3 separate regions of the Homo sapiens genome follow, and regions 1 and 2 are each linked to region 3. Evidence: chromatin contacts called from ENCODE Hi-C or POLR2A ChIA-PET data. All regions are on one chromosome and are shown on one strand. Each heading gives the region's core, a stretch centred on a gene start or an enhancer-like site at or near the end of the contact. The rest is flanking DNA. Distances are from core to core; before and after follow the strand shown. Region 1 holds the start of TILRLS (TCL1A interacting lncRNA, retroperitoneal liposarcoma associated). Region 2 has its middle 33 kb from the start of TILRLS. Region 3 has its middle 48 kb from the start of LINC02242.

Region 1 (2,700 bases), core at 31-2,530, 430 kb after region 3:
TAGCATGCCCTAGGGAAGGGGAAGGCAAGGAACTCATTCTGTACATCAATACTTCCCATTTTACAGAAGCCTGCCTTGTTTGTTCCAAGAAACTGAATGTCCATGGAAAAAAGTTCCCCCTATAAGCAGACCTCACCTTCTCTCAGGTATAGCAGGCAAACTCTCCATGCAAACTCGTGTTTCCATCTTTAGGGCTCTGCTCTGACCTCCTTATGGCTAAATCTCCCTTTGCAGCTTGTAGACTGGCACCAATCCAATGGAGAAAACTTGGTCCTTTTTTTCCCCTCCATGAGCCCAATAAGCTTCTTTAATGATTCTAGTGGTGCTTCGGTCAATGATTCTAGTGGTGCTTGAGAGAGCCAAGAACAGGCTCTGGGGTGAAACAGACAGCTGGCATCTGTGAGCCAAGAAGGGCTGTGCAGCAGTTCTCTAATGGATTTGTTGAAGAGAGGATATAAAATACGGGGCAAAGTCCGAGAAGGCAGAGAGGGAGAGCTGGGAAAAGACAGCAGATGTTGTAAAGATACTCTTTCAAGTTTCCTGTGCACTAGGAATCTGCAGATGTACGTTGGCAGGGCTACAGTCAGAGTGCAGCGGGAGGCTGGGGTTTACACATCTGGAAATCATTTGGTAGAGGGCAGAGTTCAAATGCTTTCTGCTTCAGCTGCCTCAGACAAACCTCGCCGTGCAGGCCGGGGCTGCGTGAGGGGCTGGCCGTTCACAAAGAAGTCCCTCTGGCCCCACTCTTGTGGAAGCCCTACCTAAGCTGGTGGGTTTTCCTCTGTGTTGGTTCAGTCACATGGAAAAGTTGAAAGCATTATAAAAAGAGAGAACAGGACTGGGGAAGGAGGGAAGCAAAGAAGAGAATGCATCACAACTGAGAGAAGCCTGGCTGGAAATCAAGAAACAAAATGTACTTGGACCAAATCCAGTGCATGAGTTCACTTGAGAGCAAAGAACACCATTCAGGAGAGGGGAAAAAAAAAAAAAAAAAGCCTTTTCTGTGCATAGTAACACCCAGGGATCATGCTCACACCACATTTACTTTTCTCAGAAATCCCTGTACATTTTGCCTTCATTTATTTCAAGAATGCGGAGGGCTCTCTTGATCCCGAGGGAATTACTTACTTCCTTTTGAAGGATTTATGGGGTTCTGCTGAGAGAAAGAGCAGGTCTCCCAGGGCCAGGTCATCACCCCACTGACCTACAGCCTCCTGCTGTCAAATTGAGACGTGGTCCTCCCTCCCAGAAGGGAGCCAGGTCAAGCCAGGGGCTTTGCTCCCCTCAGAGGAGAAGCACATCCTCAGGGTGAAATTGGGTCCTGGTTCAAAGTTCCTGCCGTGCTCAACTGTGCAGATGATATGGCTTGCAGCTGCTCACAGGCTTAGCGTGGGGGCCATGTACTCATGTTTGGCAAAGTGACCTTTTGAGGGGTGGTAATGAGTGAAAGGTGCGGGGCATACCCACGTTGGTTAATCTGATCCAGGACCTCAGAAGGATCAGAGTCCACCTAAAAGGATGAGTAACAAAATACAACAAAAAATATAGTAAATGCCAAATATGAGATAAAACAAGTTTAGACAGAGCTCCTCATAATCCTCATGCCCATAGCCTGCTTATCTTTCCATATCCTCTAACTTGAGGCATGTGTCTGCTATCCCCACAGTTGCCCAAGCCAGAAAAGACCAGGTCTCCCCCTTTATCACCATGCATATCCAACTTGGCCACTGGGCCCTGTTGATGATACACCCTTAGCATCTCTTGAATGTTTTGCCTCCACCCCAATGCCACCACCCTCAATAGCTCTGGCCTGACCACCGCAGCTGCCTGTCAGTTTGTCTCCCTGATGCCAATCTTGTCCATTCTCTGAGTTATCTTTCTAAACCTAAATCTGAGCGTGCCTCTACCCTAAATGGTCCAATAGCTCTCCATGGCTTTCAGGATAAAACTCAGCCTCCTGAGCATGACATGCAACATCTTCATGATCTGGTTTTTTGTCCACCTTCCAAACCTCATCTTCAGGGATATGCTGGTAAATGTTTAACAAGCATACCTGCAGACATACCACTGCGTTATCTTATACGACTCACACTCCCCCTCAAGTGACAATGAATTTCTTTCAAATTCCTGGTCATTCCATAATTTCTCCCTCATCCGGGCCTTTGCACATATTTCTCTCTCAGCCCAAAATGACCTTCGTCCTGGCTCCCCCACATCTAGTCATCCTTCAAGTTCAAGCTTATGCAAGCATAGTGAACACCAGTGGCTACCAATATGCTACTACATAATTGTGTGCTGGTGGGGCCTGCTGCACTAGGTGATTCTTGAGAACAAAGACCATGCTTTATCCTTGTGTCCATACTGCCTTACACCCTTCCTGGAACATAGTAGATTTTCAGTAACATCTGAATTAAAGAATAAAAACAGTGCTTTATTTATTTATTTATTTATTTATTTATTTATTTATTTTGAGACAGGATCGCACTCTGTCGCCCAGGCTGGAGTGCAGTGGTGTGATCATGTCACACTGCAACCTCAACCTCCTGGGCTCAGGTGATCTTCCCATCTCAACCTCCCAAGTAGTTGAAACCACAGGCATACATACCATGCTTGGCTGAATTTTTATTTTTTGTAGAGACAGGTTCTCCCTATGTTGCCCAAGCTGGTCTCAAACTCCTGGAGTCAAGAGATCCTCCCACC
Region 2 (2,978 bases), core at 313-2,812, 390 kb after region 3:
GATGCCTTCCCTACCCCTTCTCCCTCTCTGTCCAGTGTCCTTGCCCAAAATCAGATCTCTCCAAAGCCATTCAGGACTGGCCAATACCACACTACATGGAAGTTGTCTTCAAGTACCATCCTTTCTTTTTTGTGCTCTTTTTATTTTCCCTCTTATATAAAAACTCTGTTAGCTGCAACTCTCACTTCCTTTTAGAATATTAACTCTGGCTAAAAGGAAACACAAACTAACAATTTTATTATAACCAGGAGCCAGAAAATAAACATTTATTTAAAATGTTTACTTTTCAGTTTCTCCCAGAACACTGACTCCTGGATGTCATTGAACCACTGCTTGTTGTATGTTTCATGTCCAGATATCTTTTCTTATATATGTTACATAGGCAGTGGATAACGTGGTCAGGTAGATTGGAGTTCAAACCCTATCTCTACTTCTGCCCACTATATAACCCTGAGCCTCAATTTTCTCACCTGTGAAATGGGGATAAAAATGCCAACATCATAAAACTCTTGTGGTGATGAAGTAAGGTATCATTTGGAAGCCCCAGGGATAGAAAGCCTAGGCCATATTCTTCAGGTACTTCATACACAGAGATTATTAGTCATTCAAGATGGGGTATCAGTGCCAAGTGCTGGCAGCATTAAACTGCAAACAGCACCTAGGTTTTTATACCACATCCCAATTCTAGCTGTGTGATCCTAGGCAAATTACTTACCCTCTCTGTAACTATAGGCTTTTTGGCACCTGTAAAAAAGGAAATTTAGTTGCCATCTTGTTTCTCCTGTGGGCATTCTGCAACTAAATAGGAAAGAAGATTAAATTCTTTCAGCTCCTTAAAAAGGAGTGTTCTATCAATTCAAACCTATGATTATATAATCTGGCAATATCAGCAAGTAAGCTAAATAGACTATGTGATGTAAACTTGTTTTTCGAGGGAAAAGATTAGTCCACCAAGAAGGGATTATCTACAAATAATAACCAGCACAATTTTAAATGCGAGGTTGAGTTTTTGGTCTTTCGTTTTTTAGTTTGTTTTGTTTTGTTTTAGCTGATTTTTAACCAGAAGAGCCTGAACATGAAAGTTTTAACTTGCAATCTGGTTGCTAAATATTTAGAAATGTTATATAGCAACTTGAGGATTAAACATCGATACATCATCCAGGGGATAGCCGAGGTCATTATTTTAACCCAGGGTTGAGTTAGCATAATGTCCTTTCTCCCCCAACTAATTGCACATCAGGCACCTGAGCCAGTTAGCATGTGACCCAACAGCCCCCAGAATCTGGAACTGTCCAGAAGCAACGCTGCTGCTGAAAGGCAAGTTAGGAGAGTTGATGCCATCCATCAGGAAATTGAGTATTTCACATAATGTGCTTTTCCAGCTTAAAGAACTTTGTGAACGACATCTTTCTCACTCTGTTAATGACAGGAAATGAATCATTCCTTGCTTCAGTTGGCCAGCGAAGCTACATTTTTCTAATCTTAGGGAGTTACCCTGCAGCAGGATTTCTCTCTCCTGAGGGCGGCCCTGGAAAGGCCTCCAACACTCAGAATTTCTCAACAGACCTCGACCATATAGGGAAGGCCTGTGCAACCCAGCATGTGAGAAACTCATGACCACTGGGCTGGGAATTCTAACACGTGGTGTCTCTTCCCCTTCAAGCTCCACAGAACAGTAAATCATGAGAGGATTATTTTTGTTTTCTATTTTTATTTTTTGGCTTAAACAACAGAAATATATTGTCTCCCTGTTCTAGAGGCTAGGATCCTGAGATCAAGGTGTCAGAAAGTTGGTTCCTTCTGAAGGCTGTGAGGAGAAATCTGTTCCATGCCTCACTCCCAGCTGCCGGTGGTTTGCTCTCAATCTTTGACATTTCTTGGCTTACACAAGCATCACCCATATCCCTGCCTTGGTTTTTACATGGCATTCTACCTGTGTTCATCAGAGGGGTTTTTTTTGTGTGTATGTTTTGTATGTTCTCTGTCCTTCTACCTCCCCAGGTGGAACAATTGAGATTTAAATATTACAGAAAGAATGAGACTTAAATATCCCAAAATCAACCCATGACATGGAGTAAAAATGAAAACTTGTCAGTGTAGAATCTAACAAACAATATCACATCACCAAGTGGGCTTGAATGAGTTTCTATCTATGCATTTTGTAAGCTATCCCATCCTTACACCCCCACCTACCCCCAAAAATGCACTCTTCCCCCTGGAAAGCTTGAGCAGATATTAAGTGTTTATGGAGAAAAATAATTGAGGGAGCAATTAAAAGAAGGGAAGAAAACATTGGTCAGTGCCTGAATATGCTGATCTCTCTTCTAAGTATTCCATGGGGTTTATCTCACTTAATTTGAACAAATCAGACCTTGGGCTGCCCAGCCCTACACATTTACGACTTTTTCCATCCCTGTGCCTTCTAATTCTCAGAATCAGCCCTCATGTAGTCTTACTGATTTTAAACAGAGACACTTGATTAGAGGCAAAAATGCAAACCCACAAAACAAGAAAGTCTGTACACCATGAAAGGAGAATTCTTCAACCACTGGCCCAGGAGTGCAGGGCTTTGGCTATCTGCAGAGGCAATTTGTTCCCAAGCCGCTGCTTAGCACATATTTTCATACCCAAAATTGTATCCTAAGTGGGTAGTGTGGAGAGGAAACAAGTAGATACAAAGGGTGGGCCTTCTAGATAAGGAGAGAGCACACAAACATGCAGAATGATCCCAAAACAAATGCAAAGAAACAGCAAAGTGACTTCAATAGCAGAACAAGGAAAAACTGTGAGCTAATGACATACAAAGAGAGGGAGAGGGAGGCAAAGAGAGGGAGGGATGGTAGGAGGGAAAGGGAAGAAAATATGAAAGAACGAAAAATAAGATCTATATGGCAGTCTATGCTATATTTAAAGTGACAGGATCATTTTTCTTCTCTCCAGAGTGTAAGCAAAATGATGGTGAACTCTGAATTTGAAAT
Region 3 (2,832 bases), core at 219-2,718:
AAATTGTGTCCTTCCAAAATTCTTATGTTGAAATCCTAATCCCAAGTATCCCATAATGGGACCAAGTACCTCAGAATGGGAAATAGAGTCATTGCAGATGTAATTAATTAAGAGATGTAATTAATTAAGATACTGGAGTAAGATGGGTCCCTAATCCAGTATGACTGGTGTCCTTCTGAAAAAGCAAAATGTGGACATAGATACACACACAGAGAAATGTCATATGAAGAGAGAGGGCAGAGATGTAAAAGCCGAGGAACATTAAATATTGCCAGCAAACTGCCAGGAGAGAGGTTTGGAACAGATTTTCCTGCACAGCCCTCAGCAGGAACCAATCCCACTGACATCTTGATTTTGGGTTTCCAGTCTCCAGAACTGTGACACAATAAGTCTCTGTTGTTTAAGCCACCCAGTTTGTGGTTCTTATACTAGCCCTAGCAAACTAATACAAAGCCTGAGCAGACACAAATTATATTAGCCACAATAATTTAGCAATATTTTCAGTTTTGCATTAATGAAAGTACAGCCCAATTTGTCCACCCTTTGGAATTTTGCCAGCATAAACCCTCATCCCATCAAAATCATCACAAATTAGGAAGAGAAAACAAAGGGTGGGGGCAAAAGGGGTGTAAACACATGCTCATTTTTCTGAAGAGGCCGAAGGAGTGCTTCTTCATGTAGGCATATTTCCAAAGAGGCTGAAGAAAAAAATATGTATTCAAAAAGAACATTTACTCCTGTTGTTAAGTCAATGCCTCACAACATCACTACAGTATCAGACACGAAAATTAGGCCAGAATTATGCAGTTGAGTCTAATGCTGTCTGTTCAGGCTTCAGTGATAGACAAAAAGAAATAGTTGCATTTTGTATGGTAATTGGCTGGAGATGTGCAGTACGCATTTACAAACCATGTCAGGACATTTTTGCATATCAGAAAACAATCTAACACATTTCATGAGACACTTGTGCAGTCCATGAATTTTAATTATCTATGAAGCCTTGGACAAAGAGTACAATACGAAACACTTCAATAATAGCAATAATAAATAATCTTTATCTTGCCATTGTTGGTGTCAATCACAAAATTTCATCTTTATTAATATTACATCATTATTTTATGAGAATAATTACTACTTTGTAGTATGAGTAAAATATGTGCTTATGGAAATATGAGACAAGGGCTGTATATTTCTTCTATTCAGCTGACACAGTGGAATCCAATAAAATAGAGAATGGAATGAGACTGAGTATGAAAGAGAAACACCAATTTCTTGTTTGTTCTTTTCAAAGTTGTACAAAACCCAAAGGACAAACCAGCTCAAACAACAATCTCTCCAAACTTGATCTGGTAGTTTGCCTTCAAGGAACATGTACTGAATGAGACACTAGGTTCCACACAGCTGGCCAAGGACTTTGGAAATCATTGCTCCTATTTTTAACCCCACATTCTTGAGCTGCCCACCCCCACCCTACCCAATCACACAGCTCAAGATTCCTTCTGAGCAATTCGGACTGGACAGAGCAGCACGTGGTATCCACGCAGCCAGACCCTAGCCAGCCTCACTTCCAAAACCTGTCAGTTAAAACTAATTTAGGGGTGAATCACGGGACCTCTGCTCACCACCCAATCTGTTTAGGAACATTGCTCTGTCCTTTTAACAGCCAGAGCTGCAGGCAACATGTACTCTGTTATGAGAGGGTAAGGAGTGTTCAGCTCACTTAGAATCTGATTGGCAGAGCAGCCTTAATACTTTATAATAGTTCTTAGAAATGTTTACGGAACGCAGTGTTTTGCACTGCAGTATAAAGCACACTATGTGCAGCCATACCCTAACCAGTTGTAGATCTGCTTGGGCAGAGGAATCTGTTTTCCCAAGAAGGGCAGTCTCTCTCTTTACTCCAAGAACTATAGAAGAGGCATTGAATTTAAATTGAAACAAGAGAGACTTAAATCAGATTTAAAGAGTTTAGGCCACTAAACTATAAATTTTTTGAAAATTTTTTATTTATTTTAATTTAAACTCTGAGATACACGGGCAGAACGTACAGGTTTGTTACATAGGTATACATATGCCCTGGTGGTTTGCTGCACCTATGAACCCATCATCTAGGTTTTAAGCCCCACCTGGATTAGGTATTTGTCCTAATGCTCTCCCTCCCCTAGCCCCCCAACCCCCGACAGGACCCAGTGTGTGATGTTCCCCTCCCTGTGACCATGTGTTCTCACTGTTCATCTTCCACTTATGAGTGAGAACATGCAGTGTTTGGATTTCAGAGTCTCTTTGTGGAGTTTTAAACAGTGACAAAGAGATGTATCTTTCACCCATTTTGGAATACCTAAATTAGTGCATTTGAGAAGACAAAGAAAAAATATAAGACTAAATGGTAGTGTTTTGTAGTTTTATGACTCTATGTTCTTTTCTGTTGTTATGAAATTGCTGTTGCTCTTTGGAGGAAGAAATCAGTTTTTCTAACTCTTGATGAATAAATGCTTCACATCTCACCCACGCGCACTCTTCCTTTAGGTGGTTTTGCTGTTAATTCGCTTTAACTACCTCTTTCTTCTCTGTGTTTGGTCTTCTAAAACTGGTTCTGCATAATAAATCCTAATAGTCCTGTTGTGGATGAAGAACTAAATTTAAAAATGTAACTTCTCACCAAGATGTCCCTGAAAGTTAACAAGGAAACCTCTGCTCCTCCCAAAGTCAAGATAAAGCAAAGTCTTTGAAGGCCAAAAAGGCAGTGCAGAAAAGTATCCACAACCATACTCAAAAGATCCTCACACTACTCCACTTCTGGTGGCCCAAGACTCTGCAGCTTTTAAGGCAGCA

The links. A loop is a pair of places that touch in the nucleus more often than their neighbours do. ChIA-PET counts read pairs that join two places held with the same protein, here RNA polymerase II (POLR2A). Pooled maps may share reads with other maps.
Region 1: a map of sigmoid colon shows a loop between it and region 3 (6-fold over the local background). The contact joins the promoter of TILRLS here to the enhancer-like site in region 3. A Hi-C loop is called at or near these places in 2 of 168 maps with a recorded cell type or tissue (esophagus muscularis mucosa and sigmoid colon) and 10 of 50 pooled maps. POLR2A ChIA-PET finds 5 or more read pairs at or near these places in 1 of 52 experiments (Panc1).
Region 2: a map of ascending aorta shows a loop between it and region 3 (12-fold over the local background). The contact joins two enhancer-like sites. A Hi-C loop is called at or near these places in 1 of 168 maps with a recorded cell type or tissue (ascending aorta) and 5 of 50 pooled maps. POLR2A ChIA-PET finds 5 or more read pairs at or near these places in 1 of 52 experiments (CD8-positive, alpha-beta T cell).

The regions. Positions count from the first base shown.
Region 1 is chr5:67,266,602-67,269,301 of GRCh38, reverse strand. TILRLS (TCL1A interacting lncRNA, retroperitoneal liposarcoma associated) reads right to left here and starts at 1,280. Exons shown (of 3, transcript NR_186086.1): 1 at 1,129-1,280; 2 at 1-9.
Region 2 is chr5:67,300,020-67,302,997 of GRCh38, reverse strand. No RefSeq gene overlaps it. Among named protein-coding and RNA genes, the nearest start is that of TILRLS, 33 kb to the right of the region's middle. Within about 2 kb of position 1,562, at least 18 of the 41 ENCODE cell types and tissues checked have a DNase peak (open chromatin) inside an H3K27ac peak, as active enhancers do; they include ascending aorta, where a contact is called at or near this core.
Region 3 is chr5:67,693,032-67,695,863 of GRCh38, reverse strand. No RefSeq gene overlaps it. Among named protein-coding and RNA genes, the nearest start is that of LINC02242, 48 kb to the right of the region's middle. Within about 2 kb of position 1,468, at least 14 of the 41 ENCODE cell types and tissues checked have a DNase peak (open chromatin) inside an H3K27ac peak, as active enhancers do; they include ascending aorta, where a contact is called at or near this core.